Regions from separate parts of the Homo sapiens genome. Here all the other regions are linked to region 3. Evidence: chromatin contacts called from ENCODE Hi-C or POLR2A ChIA-PET data. All regions are on one chromosome and are shown on one strand. Each heading gives the region's core, a stretch centred on a gene start or an enhancer-like site at or near the end of the contact. The rest is flanking DNA. Distances are from core to core; before and after follow the strand shown.

Region 1 (2,700 bases), core at 1-2,500, 580 kb after region 3:
GGGCCAGACTGAAGCCAGAGACAGAAATAAATTTCTCAGGAAAAGGAAACAGTGTTGGAACGAAGAGCCTCCAAAGCATCAGCAGCAATGAAATATTGGGAGAAACCTGATTGCACATGCATAACCCTTGTACGCTCCTCTGCCCCATCATCTCCTTGTCTCCAGTCCTTTCTCTACCCACATGGAAACCAGCCAAGAGAACTGTCCAAAAGTGATGTCCTTTGATGTTTTAATATTCTGATTCTCCAACACACATCCTCACGTGAGCAAGCACCAAAGATTCCAAAAAGAAGCCCCACGTTTGTTTAAATTTTCTCAGCTGCTCTGTGACTCTGCCATGACCCCAGCTGGAAGATTTTTCCAGACATGGGATGGTAAGTCCCAAAGGGATAGGGAAGGCATTGTTTTTGAGAATGTTCTGGGAGTGGCTGAAGGACTGTACTGGCAGAGCACCCAAGGAGCATTTGGACTGTCTTCTCATCTCTCCCTTTCCCCCACCTTGCCTCATTTAGATCCCTCCTGTTACACGTGTTCACCGTATTGACCTAAGCCAACCAGAGGAGAAAGTGAGGGCAGGTTAAGGGGGCATGGGGCCCAAGGGTGGGGGTGGCTGAGTCCTGCCAGCCTTGGAGCCTGGTCCATTCAGGCCTTGCCAGGCTACTAGGGAGTGGGGAGGAAAGAGGCAGCTGTCCAGCCCTGAGGTCTGTACCTGGGCGTGGGGACTCTGGCACAGGATGGAAGGCTGCAGTTTGCCTGCAGGTGGGGCCCCAGAGAGCCCAGGTCTTGAGGGTAAGCAGGGGACTGGCTGGGCCCTGCTGTCCCAGGAGACCTCTGGTCTGGAGAGAAGAAAGAGTTTAGAGCCTGGGTGAAAATCTGGGGCTCCAAGGGCTAGATGTGGGAGGAGGAGGCAGCTGGTCATTAGCTGCATTGGAAGGAACAAGTGGGCATCACACTTGGCTGGGCAGTCCAAGCTGGGTGGGGACTGCAGGCTGCTGAGGTCATGGGCAGAAGGAACTAAGCAGAAAGGTTTGCATTGGGAAGGGAGGCAGTGGGCACCATGGTGGCGAGGCAGGGCAGGAGGGTAGAAGGGCCCCAGGCTGCTCCATCCAGATGCCTAAATCTGGGCAAGGCTGCTCAAGCTTCGCTAAGGCTTGGGTACTAATAGCAGGTACTAATAGTGAGGCCCGCTTGCCAGGGCAGCAGGAAAGGCAAAGTGCAGGGACCGCTGCTGCGTGCACAACAATCCACAGGACTCCACCTGCAAGCATGACAGCAGCCACAGGCATGTGTCCCATATTTACAAGGGCCTTTCACCTTCACCATCTCATGTGACTCTCCCAAACTTGATGAGAGGGGGTGGCCCTGGTTCTGTGCCCAGAAGTGCTAAGTGGATCCCCCAGAAATCACAAGCCAGTAAGTGGCACAGCCAAGAGTCTTTCAAACCCCAAACCCTGGGCTCTTTCCCAAATCTAACAAGAGGCTAACTTCATCAGGACACAGAAGGCAGGGGCTGATGACCGTGGGTGGGAGCTCAATAGCTGTTTGTTAATGGACTGAGTAAAAGGCCAGAAAGATGGCGGCAGGTGGCAGATCTGGGAGGGGGCCGCATCATGGGGTCCAACTATCCCAAGGGAGTTGGGAGGGAAGGAGCCCTCACATCAGGAAAGCCCAACCCCCAGGTTTTGGCCATTCACAATGAGCTGGCAGCCAGGGAGGGCTACTGAATAAAATCCTCTCAGCCAGAAACATGATTGGCATCACACGCTTGGGTTTCTGGCTGACATTTCTAAGCATTTTAAGTGAGGAGGTGCAGGGTAGGAAGGGCAGTGCTTGGAAGACTTGTTATTTTGGTGACGGTGAGAATGATTAGAATTTTCGTGAACCTGTCTAGCCTCCTGGTTTCTCTGATGGAAGCTGTGGCAACGGAGACACTGAGGCTGTCCCTGCACAGGCTCAGGTGATCACGGCACAGCACGGACCTCCAACCAAAAGGAAATTCCCCCAGACCAGGAAATAAGTCAGCGAGCAGGAAGAGGAACCCACGGCGGGCCTCCCCAAGAACCTGCAGGGGCAAGGAGGCGTGACGGCTGCACCGAGCCCGCAGAGATGGGGAGGGACGACCTGCCCCTGCTTCCGCATGGAGAATCCACTGGAAAGTCCTGTCTGAGCAGGCATTGCCTAGATTCCTCTCCCCAAGGCCTCCTATAAAGGAAATAAATTAACTGAGGAGAAGGAGGGAAGAGGAGGGAGACTCCCTCTGGATTTTTTTTAATTGTCTTGCTGTGATTGCCTATTTAAGCCCACCTGGCAGAAGAGGAGTAAAAAACACTTCACCCTCCCTTAGGGGGCTCTGAGAGAAGGCAAGCTGGGAGCTGAGCAGGCAGTGGGGAGGGGTGCCTGGGGGGGCCCGTGTGTGCCTGTGGGGGAGTGACAGTGAGTGGGCTTCCTAGGAGAAAGATTAGGAGAGAGGCTGGGGGTCAGGTGAGGGTCACAACCAATAAGGACAGGGTCCCTGGACGTTCAGCCTTCAGGGAGGCCAAATACTCAAGCTGTGATAAAGAAATTTAACTATATGGGGGTATAAAAGGTGACACTCCCTATTTGTAAAATGGATCTAGTAATAGCATCTTCTGCCATAAAGCTGTTGTGAGGAGTTACTGAGATGACACAAGAAGGACACAGAATAGGGCACTTGGAGGG
Region 2 (2,700 bases), core at 168-2,667, 640 kb after region 3:
TGGGAGGCTGAGGTGGGAGGATGGCTTAAGCCTGAGAGGCAAAGGTTGCAGTGAGCTGAGATCATGCCACTGTGCTCCAGCCTGGGTGACAGAGTGAGACCCCATCTCAAGGAAATAAAAAAGAAAAGAAAAGAAACCAATATGCAGCCAGGCTCAGTGGCTCACACCCATAATCCCAGTGGTTTGGGAGGCCAAGGTGGGAGGATCGCTTGAGGCCAGGATTTCAAGATCAGCCTAGGCAACATAGCGAGACCTTGTTTCTACAGAAAAAAAAAAGAGAGAGAGAGAGAAAGACAAACTAATACACATAAAAGGCAGACACTGAGAAAAGTCTTGCCCTACCAAAACATGTGTGAATTCTGGGTTCGAGCAAAAACATGCACCACCTTTCACTTTGAATTCTAATGTGTGTTGACGTAATGTGTGTTGATGTAGAGTAAGAGCCCCAGAGCTTGATCAACCATGAAGAAATAAAGGAAAGGAAAGGAAAGAGGAGTCAGTCTTAGACACGCAACCTCATGCCTCACAGCTGTCCCTTATGAGCACACCAGCCAAATGCTTTGTCTACCTGCAAAGTGACTTTAAAAGGAGAGAACAAGGAGGAGCTGCTCTGTACTCCCTTTTTAAAATGTGGCACATGCTGTCATTCCTTCTATGATAGTTGGCCAAAAGACAAATCTGATTTCCTTTCCCAGACTTCATTTTAATTTTTATTTTTATGAAAGCAGGAAAAACATACTGCTCTCTCCATCCCATCCTCACTGTTTTTTTTTTTTAAAAAAATTAATATTGTTCCTTTTGAAAGACTAACCCCACTTCTCTTTTCTTAATTAGGCTCAACTGAAATATAGGCATAAGCATTCAACTGGGCAAGCCAAACTGAAAAACATCCCCAAGCCCTGAAAATCTAAATCAAGACCAAACCAATTATAGCATTTTATTTAGGTGGTGTTTATTTTTTGTATTTTTTTAACTGTCAAGTGATTGACAGAATTTATGGTAGGCGCAAAATGTTAAAGTATTTCTAGACTTTGCGGGAAGACATTAAGTTTGTCTATAGCCTCTAAACAAAATTATTTGTTTTCCAGTCATGCCTTTCAGTTTAAAAGTATTGCACTTTTACTAGCCACATCATTCTGGGCATATGCTTCTTCTGAGGAGACATTTTTCTAGCTGAGTTTAATCCAGTGAGTTAAAAGAGGGAAAGAATGTAAAATGGAACTCTCTACTTGCAGTTGGACATGCATTTGTTTTTCATCGCAGGATGCTAGGAAAGAAACCTCTCTGGTTGTCTAACTGTTTGCCTCACCTGTCTGAGGGCTGAGGCCCTGAGGACAGCATGCAAATTTCAACCCCCAACCCCATCCTCTCACTTCCCCTCCTCTATTGAGCATAACTTAGCCGCAACAGGATGCTACCCATTCACCCGTGGAGGCCTTACCTGTCGGTTTTCTTGATCAGGATGGCTCTAAAGATGTGCTCCAGGGGCGTCTTCTCCCGCTCATGGGTGGGCTGCACGAAGGGGTGCAGGGCCGCCAGCGAGAAGCCCTGCTGGTACAGCTCCAGGAGCTGGGCGGGCAGGTCACGCAGGGAGGCCAGCCTCACTGCTGAGGACCCAGGGAGCTCCGCTGGAGTGGAGAGAGGAGAGGCTCATCAAAGACCCATCACAACGCCCACTCAGCCCTGCCCAAACCCCTCTTCCCTTGCCCTCGGGGAGGATCCTCTAGGTCACTGCTAAAATGAGTTTGTCCCAGTTTTTACTGTCTTCAAACAGACTTTATAAGCAGCCTGTCGTTTTCCAAATCACCCAAAGGCATTAATAATTGGATGTCGGCCAGGCGTGATGGCTCAGGCCTATAATCCCAGCACTCTGAGAGGCCGAGGCAGATGGATCGCTTGAGCCGAGAAGTTTGAGACCAGCCTGGGCAACATAGTAAAACTCGGTCTCTCTTAAACAAACAAACAAACAAACAAACAAACAAACAAAAACAAAAAAACCCCCTCAAAATTAGCCAGTGCTTGTGGTCCTGGCTACTCAGGAGGCTGAGGTGGGAAGATCGCTTGAGCTGGAAATGGGGAGGTTTGCAGTGAGCCATGATAGGGCCACTGCACTCTAGCCTGGGCAACAGAGCAAGCCACTGTCTCAAAAATGAAATAAAATAAAATAATAATGGACTGTCTTAGATCTAGAGTCGTCTTATCAGTGATCACAATGAAAAAGTCATTTCCACCCTCTAAAAAAAAACACACAGAAATAAAGAAAGAAAGGAAGAAGGGAAGGGAAAAGAAGAAAAATACATTGAGCAAATATAAAAATACTAGGTGGCAAAAAGCAGCATAAACAAAGTCAAAAGACAAACTGGAACAAAATTTCTGTGACCCTTAAGACAAAGGGCTAATTTCCTTAAATTTGCAAAACACTCCCCACCCCAAAATAATTTTTAAACGGGAAAAATATATGAATAGGCAATTGCCTTAAAAGTGTAAAAGGCTAACCAATATTTGAAAACACACTTTAATTCAGCATTAGAATTACACAAATAAAAACCAGGAATATTTTCACCTATTGAATTATTTTAAAATTTGGATTTTTAATTTATTTATTTTTGAGAAGGGCAAACAACGTTCAAAAGTCAAAAGGTACAAATGTGTATTCAGTGAAAAGTCTACATCCTAGCCCTATCCTCTACCTCCTACATT
Region 3 (2,700 bases), core at 46-2,545:
CAAGTTTAAAATTATGACTACATAATTTGTAACTTCCTAAATATAACGAAATTCTATTATTTCTGTTGGATTACTGCAATACTTAAGAAGAAATTTCACACCAACATGTCAATAACTAAAACTGAGTCCAAGCTCATTTAAAAATATTTTTCCTCTACCAAAATAGTCTTATTGCTCTATCTCTGAAATTTACTTGCACAAAACAATCATTGTTTTTGGTGACACAACACCACACAATATAGAATGAAATGAGAAACAACTGCTGTGACAGAGATGATCACAGCGATACCCACTCTTGCCTGCAAGGTCATATAGTTACCAGTAGCTGTTTTGCTTATAATTGAAAATAAAAAATAAAATCTCACTATTCTGTTTCCACTTCTAATTTGTCTTCATTTCTTCATCACTGGTTTAATGCAGATACTATTCACAGAAAAAAGATCTAGAGCTCAGCACAAATCCTGAAAATGAAGCTCAGAGGTTAACAATTCTTTCAGTGTTTGGGAAAGGGGCAAAAAACAAAAACAAAAAAAAAAAAACCACTCTGCATTAATAGCAAAGCTGCAGTACGTTTACATGTGATGAGTCAGACCACAAGAGACAATACGACTCTTGGTACTAGAATACAGCTTGATTAATCCAGGTTTCCCATATAATAGAAGAAACACAGTTAGCTTTATTCCCATCGATAGCATAAGCAAGGCAGAGCGTTCATTCTTTCTCCATCAGGCAGTTGTCTGTGGCTGCTCCAGCAAAAGGGCACAGGCACCAGGCAGAAATGGTGTTAGTGGAGAATCCTAGTAGAACAAGCAGGCTGTGAAGGAATTAGAAGGCATTTGAGCTCAAATTACTGCTTCAGGCTTTTTGTTTTCTTTAAAAAAAAAAAGGGGGGGGAAAAACATAGTAGTGTATCATTCCAGTGTTTCCTTTGATCTCCACATGAATACAGCTTCCATTAAACAGTCTTCATTCAGAGAAAAAAATAGCAGACTGTGCATCTTCTTTGAGCCAACTACTTTATTCAGTCATCTGCCTCTTTGCCAATATAGTTTCCTTCCACTGTGAAAACCGCCACAGTTATCCTTTTCAGATTTCAAATGCTTTCCTGTTCCTCAGATGATCTTGCAAAACACCACTGACATCCCCAAATGAGTAGGTCCTTAAAAAATATCTATAGAACCTCAGTATCAGTCCCACAGAAGCATTCCAACGGAGCAACAGTCTGAAGAGCAAAGACTGCAGACCCACAGGATGAAATGCCTAGTAATGCTCACATGTTACACTTACCAGAGATCTGAGCTACTTCTCGGGATGTAACTTCCTCTAGCAGGAGAAAAAAATAGTGCATTTGGACAGCCTTCACAATTAGAAGGTTCATGCCAGTTCTGTGACTAATCCAAATCAAACTAAAAAATTCTATAACTGAAAAATGAGTGCGCTTTTAACATTTTCCACTAAAAGCCACAAGGAAATCTGGTGTACTGCCTCTGCTGACTAACAGTGGTTTTAGCAAGTAAACAATTCCAAACGGCTTAACTGCTTTCGTGTGTTACAATAAAGCAAATGTTTAACCCTATAATGACAGTTGCAGTAAGAATATGCCTGCAATGGACTCATAAAAAAGGTTTAAAGATGGAGAAATATTTTATTAGATTATAAAAACCATGAAATTGTTTTATTCATATTTTTACCAAGATCAGTTTTAATCTGCCAGGTGTATTTTATTTTCTAGAATGCAAAGCTTAAACAAATGAAATTTAAGATTGTCTAACAATTTCTAAATTGGTGAATTTAATCAATCATTGATTCATATTTTAAAGGGAAAAGCAAAAATTTCATAATGTAGAAATCCTAACTCTAAAATTATATAAATCATTTGATTTTTCACTGAAGAAATAAAATAATCCTACCTTCCCATTTGGATAGGGAATAAAGCCTTAAAAATCTGTTAAAGAGGTACATGAAAAAAAAAATGTCCTTCGTCCTGAATTACCTATGTCAAAAGGGCACAGGGTAATACAAATAATCTCCCTCCCTATAAATTTCCCAAAGCCATAAATAAATGTCAAAGCCAATCATTTCATCGTTTTTTTTCTTCTTTCTCTGTTTACCCAACATGGGGGATATTTCTCAAGAGAAAACTTACAAAGAAAATACCATGGTCCCCCTTCAATCTGTGTTCTTCATATTAACTAGCATTTTTATTAATAAACAATAATAAACATAATAGTTACTTTTGAACATCTGTGATATGCTATGTGCTGTACATTCTCATTTAATACAATAACCTTGCTGTATTCCCATTATAGAGGGAAAAACAGACTCAGAAATGATGTATTTTACCCAAAGTTGTATAAATTAATAAAGTTGTGTGTTATTTTAAACACATACTCTTTCTAATCTATTCTGCTATCACTGAGTACACACACATACAGACACACTCTCTTCTCTCCACTCATCTCCAGATCTTTGCAACCTGTAATACTAGCTTATAAAAGTGATCTTAACAAACAGGTAACCTATAAAGGTTGTGAAAAGTTTAGGTAACAAAGGAATATACTATTTATTGCTATATTCTAAAACGAGTTATTTTTAAATGGGTACTTCAAAGCAAGTCTTAAAACCATAAAAAGGAAAAAAAAAACAAAAAATCCCAGCATGATACAAATATAAGAATGTCAGAATTTAAAACAAGAACCA
Region 4 (2,700 bases), core at 134-2,633, 700 kb before region 3:
TTGGATGGACTGTAGAAGACCACCGAGGAGGGACTGCCTGGTCCTCAAAGCTGAAGGGTGGCAGCAACTCAGAAAATAAACAAATGAGACACCAGGTCCCTATTTTTTCCCTCTAGTTAAGAAACCCAGTGACTTCATAACTTTTCCACTGGAATATAGCAGCCCTAGGTCTGGCCTGTTCCCTCCCCAGCCAGTGGTTCATCTGATGCTGACTCTGACAGCTCCCTTTCTTCCCATGCACTCACCCCTAACGACCACAAATAACACAAAGCCCACCACATCCATGCCACACAACCACCCTTCACGCCTCAGCCCAAACCCAAACCTCACTTCCTCAAAAGAAATGCCTCTTACTCAGAGCATCAGAATGGACTTCTCCTTCACAGCACTCATCTCAATTTATAACCGCAGGTACATACGTGAAGTGACCAAGTAAGACTGTAAAATCTGGGAGGGCACAGACTCTATATGTTTTCCACTTCGCCGTCTCCCCAGGGTTTAGCACAGTACCTGGCACACACAATGAAGCAGCACAATAAAGCTCCATGAATGAACGAAGAAATGAATGAACTCCAAAATCATATAACTAAGCATACACCATAAAGAAATCTAACACAACCACCGAATTGGACCCCACAACCATAACTGAACACATAAGCAAGCCCCTCGCACTCTAAATCACGTAAAAAGTAAAAAAAATAAAAATAAAAAAAATAAATATAGCTACATGTTCTGCAGCCGTACATCCAGCATGAATGTCACCCCGCCACATGCCGCATCGACGACACATCCCACAGCCGCACTCAACCCGGCCTCACGATCGCAACCACAACCCACATAACTAACATGATTATACACACATCGCATGACCACACACAACACGAACGACTCAATCCCGTGAAGCAGACATGACAACGTCACACATCGCACAGACACCACACAAAACACTCCGAACATCTCCACACGAACTCAGAATACAAACGCTTCAGCTTTACACAACCAGAGAATCAAACACAACCGCTCGGGAGACAAGCACCCACCCACTCCACCCACAGCTGCACAACCAAACCCAAGTGTATACGCCCCGCGTAACCGCACAACCACACAGAGCCCAATCATCAAAGGCACACACAAGCGAAACGCACGGCCTGAAAGCCCCATCTCCCACCTCTCACGTCACACCCACCACAACCACACACGGCCCGCCCGTCTCCGTTCTGGAGGAGTCGTGTCCCCGCCCCCCAGACTGGGCCTGACCCTCTGTATGTACCCTGCCGGGCTCCTGCGGGCACCCAGGTTTGTCCCCCCCTTCAGGCCCGGGCTCTGGGCCTCCACCGTCCGTCACTCAGCCGCAGCCGCCATCTCCATCGGTCGCTCGGAACTCGGCAGGTGCGCCTGCGGCGGCGACGAAACCGGAAGACAAGCTGGTAGACGCCTGTCGAGCGCCGAGTCTTCGAGGGCGCGAAAAGGGCGGATACGGATTCGAATAGTGGAGGGCGGGCCGGCGGCTTCTGCGCAGGCGCTTTCCGAACGAGGGAGGGGATGGTGGGGAGCGGAGAGAAAGTGGGGCTCGGTAATTTTGTGCGGTTCTTACGTCCCGAATTCGAACTAATAGCGCGTCAAAGCCAGCCAATGGCTCTGCACCGCCTTGTACAGGTGGGAAAGCTGAGACCAGTAGATCTTTGGCTCTTGACCAAAGTGCACAAAGAATAAGGCAGCCAAGGAATCAAAGTTCCTGAGAGCTAGAGACAGAAAAAATATTCAGGGGACGTGGAGGCGATGGAAAGTCCAAGAATAGAACCACATGAGAGTGGAGACTTGGTATGAGAAGGTGTATCCCGGGGTGTACAGCATGGCCAAGCCTGTGGAAAAGATGGCATTTTCAAAAGGCAGGACGATTGATCAGCCAGGACCTACCCCGTGCCTACGCTGTGCTGGGTACCACGGGGTATAGAGAGGCAAAACCTCATCCCAGTCCCGGAGACCTATTTGCTTTGTGCCCTGCACACGTTCTGGACCTTAGCAATAGCCAGCCTCTAGGAGCAAGAGCTGCAGAGAACGATGGGACGATGGGACGATCCTGGGCCTCCGTTTACATCCCTGCAGTGTTACTGGCCCCCTTTTACAGAAGTAAAATGGGGATGATAATGATAGTCTCCGCTTCACAGTGTTGTGAAGATTGAGGTAATTGCACGGTAGGTAGGTAGGTAGGAGGGTGTCCTGCATATTGGCTTTGCCCATCTCACTTTCCCTGCCTCCAAAAAGTCTTCCCCACCTGGTCTCTGGACAGGAGCACTGAGCCTCCATCACCTTCCATTTAAGGACATGGGGCTCCGGACTTGGAGAGCATTGAGTTTTTGGAAAGCAATCACCAGTGAAAGGGCAGTGAACTAGGGGTCTAGAGATCTGGGTTCTAGCCCTGGCTGTACGTTACTTTGTGGCTTTGAGCAGGTCCTTTCCCCTTTCTTCGCCTGAGTTCTCTCATCTGTACAAAAGAAATTGGCTCCAGTGACTTAGCCTTTTCTCTCAATCTGATGGCCAATTTTTTTTTAACGTTACAACATCTGCAGGAGCGAATAATGACTTCCCTTTGTTTACTGATGGAGACAAGGAAGAGGCTTCCTAACCTGTCAGAAGCAAAGCAACATGCCAAGCTCCCCGTCTCCATCACTAGCTTCTGCCTTAGGTCCCAAAAGCCAG
Region 5 (2,700 bases), core at 146-2,645, 530 kb before region 3:
GATCCTTTGTCCCTGTCTGTGCCACTGCATGTGGCCTAACAGAGCACACCAGGGCTGCTGCCACCTCCTAGTATATCGGCTTCAGCCATGGCTCCAAGTGTGGCTGCCTGATGTCACCACAGGAAGTGTGAGGGGCCGCATAGATAATCTTGGGCACGTTACGTGGGAACCCCAGTGTCCCGCTGTGCCTGGAGGGATCGTGTAGTCCAAGCCACTGCCATTTCTTCAAGACAGCCCTGGGCCTTTCTGAGCACGGAATTTTCTTTTATTAGACCCTTAAGTAATACTTTGGAAGAAGAGGGTGAGATGAAGCTCCCTTGTTCTACAGAAACAAGCATCCTAGAGTACCCAGAAGGCAGACAAGGGAGGAGACATTCTCTAGCCCTTTGATCACACAGCTTTCAGCTGGCTGAGCATGCCAGGCCCGTGAGGCTCTAGGAGGGGTCAACATGAGCACCACTGGGGGAAACGCTAAGTCCAGAGAGTTCCCAGTTACTCGACACTGTTTCAAAGCCAACCATGCAAGTGTGTGTCCTGGAGAAAGAATTATGTTCTGCATCATCCATTACATTCGGAGAGCCTGCTCTGCACGCTGAAATTCTGAGTGGCACAGGGACGTGATGGGGGAAAGCTTTGCCACAGGCTTTTGTCTCTTGCTGGTGTCTGTTTTTAACTCATCTGTTCAATGAGGGGCATTTCCAGCCTATGCAACTGTGAAGGGATCTGGGAAGAGGAATATCAGCTCAAAGGTGGAAATCCTGGCATGTGACCCGGAACACCTGCCAATCTGCAGAGGTTGCCCCCAAGCCCAAGAAAACCAAATGGGCCCTTCCCTTCAGTGGCCACAGAGAAGGCACATATCAGCTGGCCCTCCCAGGGCCCTATGAAGCCCTCATGACCTCAGGAGTACAGGGCCATCTTGTATAGCCCCACAGGTCTTGCACTGCACAACTCCAAAAAGCGCTATTCCCAAAGTCTGTGGTATGAACGGTGCCCTGAGTTATACAGTGTGGAGGTCTGGGGATGCCACTCCTTGGGAGGCCACCCACTATCCACTGGGGCCCTGGGACTTAAAAATGAGAGATACACAAAGCAGAAGCATGGTTTGTTTATCTTTAAACAACAGATTAAATGACTTCTGAAATGCTTGCTTATAGGCTGACATGGGTCTCCAGCTGGGGTGGAAGAAGGGCAAAAAGGAAAAGTGGCCCTTCAGCTAATTTCTTGGAAGAAGCTACCTTACATTTTGTCCTTTTCATATCTATCGGGCTTTGGCTTGTGAACTTCCAAGATTTCCAGCCACCCCTTCCATTTTTCTCGAGATGACCCAGAAAAGTTGTTTCTAGCCCACGTCTAGCTCTGTGAGCATCACGCCCACTAGGGGGCAGGAGGCGCAAGGCCACACAAAGCCAAGCTCAGCCGAGAGTCTCAGGCTGCAGGGAGAGGTGCGTAAAGTCAACGCGGATTTGACTCTTGAAGTCATTTGTGTGCCAAGCTTTCTATTTAAGGAAGCACAAGGCCATCTTTAATTATCAGATCCCCCAGGACTTGAGCCACTGTGGCAGGTGACATTTAAAAGGGAAATCCTATTGGCATTAACCTGCTGACTTTTCTAATCCAGTCCCCCAGACGGCTTTCTCAAGGAGTCACCAAGACCTCTTGCAACCCCGTACCCGCGCCGTCCAGGGTCTTATTGGAGCTGCTGAAGCCACAGGTCAGCTCACCCACCCACCCTGCAGCAAACCAGCCCTACACTCGTTTTCCAGGCGCTGGGAATCTAGACAGAGAATGCAGAGGGGCACAATGGACCCAGGCTGGTGTGGGGGGATACCAGGAACATGAGCCTGGGCAGCCCAGGAGCCAAGCCTGGAAGGGGGAAGAGGTATCCAGGAACATTCTGCGTGACTTCTAAGAAACCCGATAGAGTTAGGCAGGGGTAACCAAGTACTGCTGAGCCAAGAACTGTCCCTAGCTGCTATGGTCTGAACATTTGTGTCCTCCCAAAATTCTTATGTTGAAACTGATCCCCAGTGTGAGGGTATCTGGAGATAGGGCCTTTGGGAAGTGATGAGGTAATGAGGGTAGAACCATCATGAATGAGATTAGTGACCTTATAAGCTCATGTACCCCTTCCACCGTGTTAGGACATGGAAAAGATGGTCATCTGTGAACCAAGAAACAGGCCCTCATGAGACACTGAATCTACCAATGTCCTACCTACCAATGCACTTCTCATCCTCCAGAGCTGTGAAAAATAAATTTCTATTGTTTACCAACTACCCTGTTTATGGTATTTTGTTTAGTATTTTGTCTTGGCCTGTACAGACTAAGGCACACCATTTCTGGCTCTGAGTAACGCAGTCAGAGAGGTGGTCATGAGAGCCAGTAAAGAACCCAATATAATGACATAAAACCCAGCAAGCCAAGCTGTGAGTAAGGATCACACACAGTCCGCTTCCTCTGTGCCTGTCAACTCCCTGAATCCCAGCCCAGAAGGCCTGTCGTAAGTACACACCTGATTCTGGTCTAATCCGCCATGACCCCTGCCTTCCTCCGACAGCACATACCCGAAGTGCAGCCCCCATTTAGGGCTGTTCATCAAGGTCTCCCCATCACAGATTCGAAACCCAGCCAGTATTGCTGGGGTTCCATGGGAGCAAACCCTGGAAAACCTCGTCCCTCTGGAAGCCTGAGTCCAGT

The links. Hi-C counts contacts between places; a loop is a spot of excess contacts on that map. ChIA-PET counts read pairs that join two places held with the same protein, here RNA polymerase II (POLR2A). Pooled maps may share reads with other maps.
Region 1: a loop to region 3 is called in a map of GM12878, with 2.0 times the contacts of the local background. The contact joins the enhancer-like site here to the promoter of ANKRD28 in region 3. A Hi-C loop is called at or near these places in 1 of 168 maps with a recorded cell type or tissue (GM12878), 4 of 37 single-sample maps with no recorded cell type and 5 of 50 pooled maps.
Region 2: a loop to region 3 is called in a pooled map, with 5 times the contacts of the local background. The contact joins the enhancer-like site here to the promoter of ANKRD28 in region 3. A Hi-C loop is called at or near these places in 6 of 37 single-sample maps with no recorded cell type and 5 of 50 pooled maps.
Region 4: a pooled map shows a loop between it and region 3 (10-fold over the local background). The contact joins the promoter of RBSN here to the promoter of ANKRD28 in region 3. A Hi-C loop is called at or near these places in 1 of 37 single-sample maps with no recorded cell type and 10 of 50 pooled maps. POLR2A ChIA-PET finds 5 or more read pairs at or near these places in 2 of 52 experiments (GM12878 and MCF 10A).
Region 5: a loop to region 3 is called in a pooled map, with 4 times the contacts of the local background. The contact joins the enhancer-like site here to the promoter of ANKRD28 in region 3. A Hi-C loop is called at or near these places in 2 of 37 single-sample maps with no recorded cell type and 7 of 50 pooled maps.

What each region holds. Positions count from the first base shown.
Region 1 is chr3:16,372,806-16,375,505 of GRCh38, forward strand. The region is part of intron 5 of RFTN1 (raftlin, lipid raft linker 1); the gene reads right to left. Among named protein-coding and RNA genes, the nearest start is that of OXNAD1, 110 kb to the left of the region's middle. RefSeq lists an enhancer at 988-1,037. Within about 2 kb of position 1,251, at least 8 of the 41 ENCODE cell types and tissues checked have a DNase peak (open chromatin) inside an H3K27ac peak, as active enhancers do; they include GM12878, where a contact is called at or near this core.
Region 2 is chr3:16,432,410-16,435,109 of GRCh38, forward strand. It overlaps RFTN1 (raftlin, lipid raft linker 1), which reads right to left. Exons shown (of 10, transcript NM_015150.2): 3 at 1,442-1,628. Among named protein-coding and RNA genes, the nearest start is that of RFTN1, 80 kb to the right of the region's middle. RefSeq lists a silencer at 1,316-1,445. Within about 2 kb of position 1,418, at least 3 of the 41 ENCODE cell types and tissues checked have a DNase peak (open chromatin) inside an H3K27ac peak, as active enhancers do.
Region 3 is chr3:15,796,684-15,799,383 of GRCh38, forward strand. It overlaps ANKRD28 (ankyrin repeat domain 28), which reads right to left and starts at 1,296. Exons shown (of 28, transcript NM_001349278.2): 1 at 1-1,296.
Region 4 is chr3:15,097,765-15,100,464 of GRCh38, forward strand. RBSN (rabenosyn, RAB effector) reads right to left here and starts at 1,384. Exons shown (of 14, transcript NM_022340.4): 1 at 1,271-1,384; 2 at 355-510. RefSeq lists a silencer at 172-251 and enhancers at 589-1,453, 1,342-1,471.
Region 5 is chr3:15,266,741-15,269,440 of GRCh38, forward strand. All of the region lies in intron 4 of SH3BP5 (SH3 domain binding protein 5), which reads right to left. Among named protein-coding and RNA genes, the nearest start is that of SH3BP5-AS1, 14 kb to the left of the region's middle. RefSeq lists enhancers at 1,203-1,742, 1,743-2,281, 2,461-2,700 and a silencer at 1,306-1,415. Within about 2 kb of position 1,396, at least 11 of the 41 ENCODE cell types and tissues checked have a DNase peak (open chromatin) inside an H3K27ac peak, as active enhancers do.